Regions from separate parts of the Homo sapiens genome. Here region 2 is linked to region 1. A link is an interaction called in ENCODE POLR2A ChIA-PET data of the cell type or tissue named here. Cell type or tissue: Panc1. All regions are shown on one strand. Links, peaks and the distances in the headings refer to the core of each region. The heading gives the core; the rest is flanking DNA. Region 1 overlaps HHAT (hedgehog acyltransferase). Region 2 overlaps KCNH1 (potassium voltage-gated channel subfamily H member 1).

What was found. ChIA-PET counts read pairs that join two places held together with the same protein. Peaks named below come from ENCODE experiments on the same cell type or tissue, not always from the same donor. Only the 100,000 strongest peaks of a DNase experiment are listed, where the experiment ranks them.
Region 2: POLR2A ChIA-PET joins it to region 1 with 13 read pairs; 6 of 35 experiments call an interaction of 5 or more read pairs at or near these places.

What each region holds. Positions count from the first base shown.
Region 1 is chr1:210,370,498-210,375,879 of GRCh38, forward strand. All of the region lies in intron 3 of HHAT (hedgehog acyltransferase), which reads left to right. It also overlaps the pseudogene RNU5A-8P. Among named protein-coding and RNA genes, the nearest start is that of HHAT, 44 kb to the left of the region's middle. RefSeq lists enhancers at 2,551-3,463, 3,464-4,375 and a silencer at 4,051-4,140. In Panc1, for the core only: CTCF peaks have their summits at 4,054 (motif pointing right) and 4,267; DNase peaks (open chromatin) are centred at 2,004, 3,304, 3,734 and 3,934; H3K27ac peaks cover 2,828 bases.
Region 2 is chr1:211,123,651-211,129,032 of GRCh38, forward strand. All of the region lies in intron 1 of KCNH1 (potassium voltage-gated channel subfamily H member 1), which reads right to left. Among named protein-coding and RNA genes, the nearest start is that of KCNH1-IT1, 7.0 kb to the right of the region's middle. In Panc1, for the core only: no CTCF peak of the experiment used is centred there; no DNase peak of the experiment used is centred there; H3K27me3 peaks cover 883 bases.

The DNA.
Region 1 (5,382 bases), core at 331-5,330:
ATAATATTTCCCATGAACTACTAGATAGAAGAGAGAGAGAACAGAGCAGGGTACCTGGTGGCTAAAAATTAATAAGCAAATTTGATGTTTATCCATTCACATTGCAGATGCTATTTTTTTTTTTTTTTTTTTTTGGAGACGGAGTCTCACTCTGTCACCCAGGCTGGAGTGCAGTGACATGATCTTGGCTCACTGCAACCTCCGCCTCCCGGGTTCAAGCGATTCTCTTGCCTCAGCCTCCCGAGTAGCTGGGACTACAGGCATGTGCCACCATGCCCAGCTAAGTTTTTGTATTTGTAGTAGAGACGGGGTTTCACCGCATTAGTTAGGATGGTCTTGATCTCCTGACCTCGTGATCCACCAGCCTTGGCCTCCCAAAGTGCTGGGATTACAGGCATGAACCACCACACCTGGCTGCAGATCCTATTTTTACGTTAGGCAGAGAGCTACAATTCCTATTCCTGTTCTCACCAGGAAATCACTAACATCTTACATTTTTCCTACCTGTCCGCAAATTTACATGTCAGGAAGAAAATCTAGCATGGATGAGACTAGACAAAAGGTCATGTACTGATGGGTAAAGAGCCGGCATTCTTTGTGTTCACAAGAAGGAAGCAAACCTGACCTTCCATCACCAATCATGGGTTTCTTTTTTTTCTTATTTATTTTTTTGAGACAGAGTCTCACTCTATTGCCTGTGTTAGAGTGCAGTGGCACAACCATGGTTCACTGTAACCTCTGCCTCCCAAGTTCAAGCGATTCTCGTGCCTCAGCCTCCCAAGCAGGGCCTACAGGCATGTGCCATCATACTTGGCTAACTTTTTGTATTTTTAGTAGAGACAGGTTTTCAACATGCTGGCTAGGCTGGCCTCAAACTCCTGTCCTCAAGTGATCCACCTGCCTTGGCCTCCCAAAGTGCTGGGATTACAGGTGTGAGCCACCCTGCCTGGCCTAATCCATGGGTTTCTTGCCCCTGACATTTTGGAGACTCTTCAACCCACATTCTTTGGAGGGGCTGGCATGGAACACAGGAATCTGTCTCTGCTAAGCAAGCCTCTCTGGGAAGGGGAAAAACTGTATAAAATCCAGTTTTCTGGTAAGACAGGCTGAACATTCACGCACACAGCCAAATCACTTATTAATCTGCTCCCATCAGATGGAGGGAAGCAGAGAGATGACAGACATGCTGGAATAATCTTTGAGGGGCTGCGGCTTAATGAAAATGAGTTAAGGCCTAACCTCTGTAAACTCACCAGAGTTTACACACATGAAACAAAGCAAACGTTGCCAAGAGATCAATGTTCCTTTATAAGAAGTCCCCAACCCCAGTGGGCATATTCACCTCAATTCAGCAAACATTATCAAGAGTCTACTAATGTTTGAGGGAGTTCGATGCAAAGATGAAGACATTCCCACTGTTGAGAATGGTGAGAAATTTCTCAGTCACAAACCAGTCAGCTTACAAGTCAGTGCTTACTGCCTGCTTTCTGATCTGGGTTGTGATAATGCTGTGGGTTAAGGAATTAAGAGGCATTATTTCTCTACTCAACAAGTTTATACTCTATTTGAGAATTCCAGGAGGACACCCCTAGCTTTAATATGGCTGATGTGTGAAGTATTTAACAAGGGCCAGAGCTGTACACAGCCAGGACAATTGGCCCTGCTCGTGGGTCCTGCCTGAAAGCTGGCCCTGGCATGCCATTTAACAAAGTGTTTTCCATATGTATGATTGTCCCTAGTCGGTGTAGCCAAAAATTGCTGGGAGAGTTTCTAGCCTTGGAATGATCAGAGAAGACTCTCTGGAATAGGTGGATTGGAGCTGAGTCTTGAATAGAAGTACTATGTTTTGAACTGACCCAAGCCTATTTTGTTGTTTAACAAAAATAAAGTTCTTTGGTTTTACTCTTGGTAACTTCTGTCACTTGGAGATGGACAGGAGTTAAATGTCTTCTCTCCCACAACCTTGCCACCAAGTGGTATGTTAAACAGTGAAGGTGTCTAACTGAATTCTCCTACAAGTACAAACATTCATTAGGTAGGGAAGTACAAAACCATCATTGAACTTGTTCCTGAAAGCTTGTGAAGCCTCTATTGTCTGTCTTTAGGTACTCCAACAAGCATCTTGCACGGAAGTTCCTTCTGAGGCTGGTGCAATTCTATTCTGCTGGCTGAAGCAGTTACCCTTCTAGTCTGATTAGAGGATAGAGCCTTATTAAAGCAAAGGACACAGACCAAGAGAGTGTTAGACTTTCAGTGCTTTGGGTGCTGGGCTCAAGGGAGGTGTTTTTTTTTTTTTTTGTGATCCTTCTGGCTCAGCCTCCCAAAGTGTTGGGATTACAGGCGTGAGCCACTGTACCTGGCCTCAAGGGATTCTTACATACATGCTTCATTATTACAAGGGTATCAGAGCCTGAGAAAAATTTTAATCCATCACATATTGAGCACCATGCTTTTCATTACTAAAATATTTATTTCTAACATTCCTTATGCTAGTAAACTTTCAGGTGCAGCTTTAGGTACCATGTTGGAATTATTTGAATTGTAGTCATGTCTGGGAGTAGATTTCTGATTAGAATCCTTCAAATGCTAACTCACTCTTTGTGGACTCCTCATTTGGATACTTTCAATGTTAAGAACTGTCCTTAGAGGTGGATTAAAGTTAATTTACACACAAACATGGAAGTGCTGTAACATGATTCAGACTTATATAAGTGCCATAACAAGACTCAGAGAGAAAGGGGGACGGGATTATTCCAGCCTAGGGCAGGTTGAATAGTGGCGGGATCTGAAATTTGGGGGGAGGTATGGGGAAGTGGGAAGGAGGGAAAACATTTCCTTCTCTCAGTACATTTCCTAAAAGTGGTGCCTGTCAGCATTCTTAAAAAGGTTATTACCTTTTAAAATCATGACATGACAGTTGATAAGCCTTTGTTAAAAAGAAATTAAGCAGCAGCAGCAAGGTAAGAGCGAGATCACAGGGGCACGTGGGAGAAGATGTAAAGTGGGGTGTCTTTGTGTGGGGAACTGACTGATGCTACTTTCAGGGATGACAATAGCTGCCGAAAAGTTCGAGATGGATGAAGGTTTGTTATTCCATCATGATTTTGCTCCCAGGTTTAATGAAAGCAAAGCTCAGGTCAAATTCTATCTGGCATGTGTACGTTTATTAAACACTTACTAGGCAAGCAGTGGAAACCAGTTTACACCAAGCTGATCAGTGGAATTGATGGAGTCCTTTAAGGAGCTTGCATCACCACCTTGCATTGAATTTGTTACTAGGTAGATAGATAATAGAATGTTATCTAGAGAAGGATGGATTTGGGGCTTTTTTGCAGACAGGCAACCAGAAATTCTCCCAACTATGTGGCTGAGTTTAGGATCTTAAAGGCCATCACTTAAGGGGGAGTCTCCAAATTGTCTAAGCCAGTCTGTGTCTCCAATGTTAATGTTGCTAATTAGCAAGTCAGATGTCACCAGGGAAAGTTACACAGACTTTTATCATGCAAGTATTCAGACCTTTGACATGGAAAACAAGAGTTAACTGTCTTTGCAAGTTCTGTTACACAATGTTTAAACAAACAGTGACAATGAATCACTTAAGCCTAAAGTTGCACCATAATGTTTTCCTCTTTAAGTCTTTTTTTATAAAACATGATCTGCCTCCCCAGGGCAAGGCTTACAAAAAATTAGCTTATAACTGATTTGTTTCTCTCCACGGAAATCTTTAGTAAAAGGCGAAAGATTTATTCGATCTGAAGAGAAACCAGTGTAATGCTACAAATTAGTTCAACTCATTGTTGCAGTAACCGCAACTCCTAGTACGCCGATGGTGCCTACAGTTCGCACAAAAAGAATTACTGCCTACAGTTTGCACAAAAAGAATTCTTTAATCTTCCCATAGTTAGAAATGTTGAGTCAAAAGAAATATTCTTTTAAGCTTTAAATAATTTACTATGTGCAGGGTACTATGGGTATGCAAATGAGATGTTGAGTCATCACCTTGAGATTCCACACCTTGTTATTCACCGGGTGCCTTTGGTGCTACCACTAGGGGGCGAAGTAGAGGCCATGCTAGCTGAGTTCTAAATCCCATCCTGGGTTAACCATGGAAACTCGTTTTAGCCCTTTTTGTATAATGGGACTTGGAGTACGATTTGTTATCTTTAGCATCATCTTATTTTGAAACAATTACACATTTACAGGAAGTTGCAGCAGTAGTACAGAGAGGCCTTGTGTACCTCTACCGAGCTTCCCCAGTGGGGAATCTTTTTTTTTTTTTTTTTAATCCCTTACTTTTAATTTTAGATTCCAGGGGTACATGTGCAAGTTTATTACCTGGGTATATTGTGTGACGCTGAGGTTGAGGGTATGAATGATCTTGTCACCCAGGTACTGAGCACAGTACCCAGTAGTTAGTTTTTCAGGCCTTACCAGTCCTCCCTGCCACCCCCCAGCAGTTCCTGGTGTCTGTTGTTGCTAACAGGAGAACCTGATGGTTAGCTCCCCAGTGGGGAATCTTCCATAGTGAACTCAAACCCAGGAACTTGACATTAGTACAACCCACAGACTTTAATCAGATTTCACCTGTTTTGCAAGCACTTACTTGTGTATATGTATATAGTTATATGTGGTTTTATCACATGTGTAGATTCATGTAAACACCAACATGACAAAGATACAGAACCTTGAAGAGCTACTCTGTGCTGCCTCTTTGATGGCCATACTCACCCTCCTCCTCTTCATCTCTAATCCCTGAAAAACCACAATGCTTTTAAATATATATGTATGTGTGTATGTGTATATACACACACACATTTAGGATTCTTATATCTTATTGGTGAGAAGATATTTTTATCATTCTGCAATGACCCTTTTTGACCCTGGTGATTTTCTTTCTCTGAAGTCTACTTTATCTGCCATTGGTAGAGCCACTCCCACTTTCTTTTGATTCATGTATGTATGCCATATCCTTTTTCATCTTTTAACTTTCCACCTCCCCATTTCATTATATTTAAAGTGAATTCCTGTGGACAGTCCAGAGTTGGGTCTTTTTTCTAGCAATCCATTCTGCCAAGCTCTGTCTTTTAATTGCTGTATTTAATTTGATTGGGGTTTATTCAGCTTCTTGAATTTGTAGGTTTATGCTTTTTGCCAAATTTGGAGATCTTTTTTTTTTGCCATTATTTCTTTGAACGTATTTTTAACCTCATATTTTTTCTTCTTTCCTTCTGGAAAATTTAATGACACCAATGTCAGATCTTTTGTTCTTATATCAAGGGTCTCTGAGGCTGTATTTTTTCAGTCAGTTTTCTCTCTCTTGTTCAGATTGGGTGATTTTTATTGACCTATCCTTAGGTTCAATAATTAAAAAAAAAAAAAAAT
Region 2 (5,382 bases), core at 334-5,333, 750 kb after region 1:
AAAGGAGAGGAGAGAGCGAGGGAATGAAGGGACATAGGGCATGGGGCAAAGGCCAGGCCCACAGAGTACAAAAGCATGAGCCGAGAGCAAGAGACCAATAATAGCAAGACTGAGAGAGTGAGCCGCGGGAGTGAAAGACCAGGAGAGGAGAGGACATGAGAGACTGAGGGGAGAGAATGAGACCAAAGGCCAGAGGGAGATACAAAAAGAGAAGAAGAAAACCAGGAAACCCGGAAATATGGTGTTACTAGGGACACGTGAGAGGTAGGGATTGGGAAGCTGGAGGGGAGGAGACATTTTAAATGAAGAGAAGATGAGGAAAGTGGCCACTCAATGAAGTCAGGCTGGAGCACTGTCCCGGAGTGTTCCAGCCAGGTGGGAAAGCATAAAGGAGAATTTCATCTGACAGGAGAGTGACTAGAATTTAGGAGCTCTTTTTCATTTAAAAAGTATCAGCTATCATTTCAAAATAGCAAATGCAGTATACACACTTATTTCCTCATTCTTGAATGATGAAAAAAGATGGAAATGGAACATGAAAGTATTTTATCGAGCTTGTAGGTAACCAACTCACTGAACTGAAAAGCAAGGGCAGGCACATACTGCCTGCTTCAGACAGAACACAGGTGTTTTTGTGTGTTGAAAGGAGTACCTAAGTGCACATCCCCTCACCAAATTCACCCCCATGACTGAATGGTCTGCACAAAATGTTAAGAAACCACTTTTGGCTCATGCCTATAATCCCAGCACTTTGGGAGGCCGAGGCGGGCAGATCACAAGATCAGGAGATTAAGACCATCCTGGCCAACACAGTGAAACCCCGTCTCTACTAAAATATGAAAAATTAGCTGGGCGTGGTGGCGGGTGCCTGTAGTCCCAGCTGCTCAGAAGGCTAAGCCAGGGAAATCGCAAGCCGAGATCGCGCCACTGCACTCCAGCCTGGCGACAGAGCAAGACTCGGTCAAAAGAAAGAAAGAAAGAGAGAGAGAGAGAGACCACTTTATCCAAAGAACAAGTAATTGGCTCTCTCAGCCAGGGTCTTGGCAGCAAAATATGACATACTCAATGGGTAATTTGAGGAATGTTTAATAAAGGAACTATTTACAAAGGTGTGGGAGAGGTATAGGCAGTAGTGTGTTAGCAAGCTAACTCTGGGAAGAAAAGAGTCCCGATTTATAACACTGGCCAATTTCTAAGGTGTAAATACCTTGCACCTTGGTATAAGCAGTTTTCAAGCTTCCAAAGTGAAGTTCCTGAACCAAGAATAAGGAACAGATGCACATAATCAGATCTTAAGAGGTAGAACCAGCCAATTGCAGCCTGCTCCAGCACACCACTTAGGAAAACCCCAAGACATTGTGCAGTACCCCAGGGTTAGTAACAGCTGGAAGCTTTAAGTCTCTAACCCTACCCAAACCCAAAGAGAGCAAGCTAGAGACATAACCTTTAATCAGGGGAAAACAGCTAGGCTAAGATGACCTCGCAGGAAAGAACAACAAGAATAAGGACTACAACCTCTCTCTTGCTTCCCATTTCGTGTGGTGTACCCCACAAGCTGAAGGCAGCCAAAAGCCAGAAAGCAAGGGAGCCTACAGGTGTACTCTATACAGGTCAGCCTCCCAGCCTCCAACAAGAGACAGGCTGGTAAGGAAGAGTGTGGTTCTAGGGAGGCAAACAGAAACTATTCAGTACCTTGGCCCACACAGAGGCTTAAAGCACAGCCTTAATGATGATGGCATAGAAGTCTAATATATGCAGTCCCCATAATGCTGAGAGGAAAAGAAAGCAAATAAAATAAAAACTTAAATATCAATTTAATGGAAATAAATATAGTCTTATCACTCAAATTAACTCCATTTTCTTTACATGGCCCTGAAGTTCTAGCCTAAAACACATTTTCCAACTTCACTCTTAATACAAATCAAAGTTAAGCCATAGATAATTATCAGTAAAATTTGCCAATACGGTATCAACTTTCAAATGCTGACTCCAGCACTCTGAGAATGCCAGTGGAGGATGTCTACATCGTTGCTTTAAGGGAAGAAAAAGGAGATGGAAGGCCGTTTCTCTTCTTTATAGAAGCACCTGATGTGATTGCAGAACATTTAAAAGGCTATGGGAAATGATGGTTTTTAGTCACTCTCAATTAATAATTACATTAATAATTATAGGATTGACTCAGTTAATTTCAGAACATCAGTTTCATGCAACATAGGACTGATCAAAAGAGTTGTCATTTTACTTTACATAATGAACAATCAGTATGAGTAAGCAAATTGACTATTGGCATAACTCTGTAATACCTAATCAGGAGAATTTTAAGTAGTTTTGTCATTAACAGGAGTGTTTCACTGTTAGAGCAGAAACTGTGAGAATCAAGGGAGATGCTGAAGTTGGCCAGACTGTGATCTGTTCAGCAAGACCACACTTGCAGCAGGGCGCAGTGGCTCACGCCTGTAATCCCAGCACTTTGGGTAGCTGAGGCAGGTGGATCACTTGAGCCCAGGAGTTCAAGACCCCTCTGGACAACATGGCAAAACCCCATCACTACAAAAAAATACAAAAATTAGCTGTGTATGGGGCCGGTGGTAGCTCACGCCTGTAATCCCAGCACTTTGGGAGGCCTGAGGCGGGCGGATCACAAGATCAGGAGATCAAGACCATCCTGGCTAACACAGTGAAGCCCTATCTCTACTAAAAATACAAAAAATTAGCCGGGCATGGTGGCGGGCTCCTGTAGTCCCAGCTACTCGGGAGGCTGAGGCAGGAGAATGGCCTGAACCCGGGAGGCGAAGCTTGCAGTGAGCCGAGATTGCGCCACTGCATTCCAGCCTGGGTGACAGAGCGAGACTCTGTCTCCAAAAAAAAAAAAAAATTAGCTGGGTGTGGTGGCACATGCCTGTAGTCCCAGCTACTCGGGAGGCTGAGGTGGGAGGATGGAAGGATTACTTGAGCCTGGGAGGCAGAAGCTGCAGTGAGCTGACATCGCACCACTCCAATCCAGCCTGGGTGACAGAGTGAGATCCTATAATATCTCAAAAAAAAAAAAAAAAAAAGACTGCACTTGCCTAGAGAACAGCCAGAGCATCAGGCAAATTCCAGTATCTAGGATGTGCTAAAAACTCACACCAATGGATGAGCAACCCAAGACAGCATGCCAAAGAAGACAGAGCAATGGGATATCCCAGAGGAATGTGGTTTGTTTAAAGAAACCTCAACTGCATCAGAACAAAATGTCACACATTCTGCAATCTTCTTTTAATTCACTTACGGGATCTGGTTATCCCACACCCAACCTCACAAAAAAAAATAGCTATAAAATCTAAGAATAATTTTGGGTGAGGTGTTTATAAAGGAAAAATATGTAGTAAGTGTTGAATCAGTATAACATCCCTTAAATCTTTGGAGAGGTTTACAAAGCATGTTGGCCTCCGTCATAGATTCCTCTGTTAGACCCAGCATCACAAAAGCTGTACTCATTTTGGTATTCCTACTTGTTAGCACAGTATTGGGCACATAGGAAGTCCATCGTGCTTATAAAACTGAACCGTAAGCTAGCCTTTGCTTTTTGTTTTAATTTTCCATTGAGTTTTGATTCCTCCACTAAATCTGTGCCTTTCCTTCAGTCATTTTGTTTTCATTTCAGTGAAACAAATATAAATCATTCACTTCCTAGTTCCTTCTCCCTTCCAGCTCTAATTCTTGCATAATCTCTGTCCCCAGGGTTTACTGCTTCTCAAATTAAGAAAATGAATATCCTAAACACACACACACCAAAAAAAAAAAAAAAAAAAATCCCACCACACTTGCATGTACCCTTTGCACATAATTCAAACTGTACAAGTCTTTCGCATCATTTACAATCGTGTGTGAGGGAGCTCCTCAGAGAGAATACTTCAACCCACAGTGGATACTGATGCCTCCCAAAGGGCAAGAGCAAGTTTTGTTTTCATTTAATTTTGGTCATGTGCTCCTATTAACATAACTCTCAATGACCCTGTTTTATTAGGTACTAGATTGTTTGGGCAACATCACTACTAAAGACAAAAGAAGAAAATACCAAATGCTGGCAAGGATGTGCTGCAGTGATAGAAACGCTCACACACGGCTGGTGGGAGTGTATATTAATATAAAACCTTTGGAAAACTGTTTGACAGCATCTACCACAGTTAAACATGTGCATCCTAGGTATACACCCAAGAGAAATGTGTGCCCACATGCTCCAAAAGACATACTAAAAATGTTTGTAGCAGCATTAATAGCACAAAACTGGAAACAATCCATCAGTGGCAGATCGGACACAATGTGTGGTACAGTCATACTATAAAGCACGATGCAGCAGTGAAAATGCATCAACAGGCCAGGCGTGGTGGCTCGTGCCTGTAATCTCAACACTTTGGAAGGCCAAGGCGGGCGGATCACAAGGTCAGGAGTTCAAGACCAGCCTGACCAACATGGTGAAACCCTGTATCTACTAAAAATACAAAAATTAGCCAGGCATGGTGGTGCACACCTGTAATCCCAGCTACTCAGGAGGCTGAGGCAGGAGAATTGCTTGAACCCGGGAGGCGGAGGTTGCAGTGAGCCGAGATCGCGCCACTGCACTCCAGCGACAAAGTGAGATTCTGTCTCAAAAAAAAAAAAAAAAAAGAAAGAGGTAAAGAAAATGAAGCAGTACATGCAACAACATAGAGGAATTGCCACCCGACAAAAGAATATATGCTATATGATCTCATGCATATAAAGCTCCAAAACAGATAAAAATAAACAGTAGTATTTATTAACTATAGTGGGTTTTTTTAGGAATGCAAAACAAACTGGTAAAATTATGAGGAAAAGCAAGAAAGTGATCACCATAAAATCAGGAGATGTCACCCTTTAGGAGGAGAGTGAGGGACTTAGGATCAGGAAGGCTTTGGGGGCTTCTAGAGGTCTGGCAAGACTCTATTTCTTGACACAGGTGGCGATGGCATACAGTATCACTTTATAGAAATATGTTAAGCTGTACAAAATTGTTTTGTGTGCTTTTCTATTTGTCGTACTGAACAATTAAAAAGGTTAAAAGGGGAGAAGAATACAATGCAAAACTTATCAAAAGTTTTTTAAAGGTTTGCAGCTGGAAAAAACAATGGGCTAAGTCAGTTTTGTTCCACGGAGCAGACTGCAAATAAGTGGTAGCTATAAGAAGACAGATTTTGGTAAGACCAAATGACAGCAACAAAGGGAGGAGGAAGAGGCAGAGAGAAGAGAAGAAGAGAAAAACAAGGAAAGGCGGCAAAAGAAACACAATTATACTTGCTTACAAATAGAATATTCCTCACGAGAAAGTGAGGGTCCCATCACTGAAGCTAGTCAAACACAGGCTGGAGAACCATCAGGAGG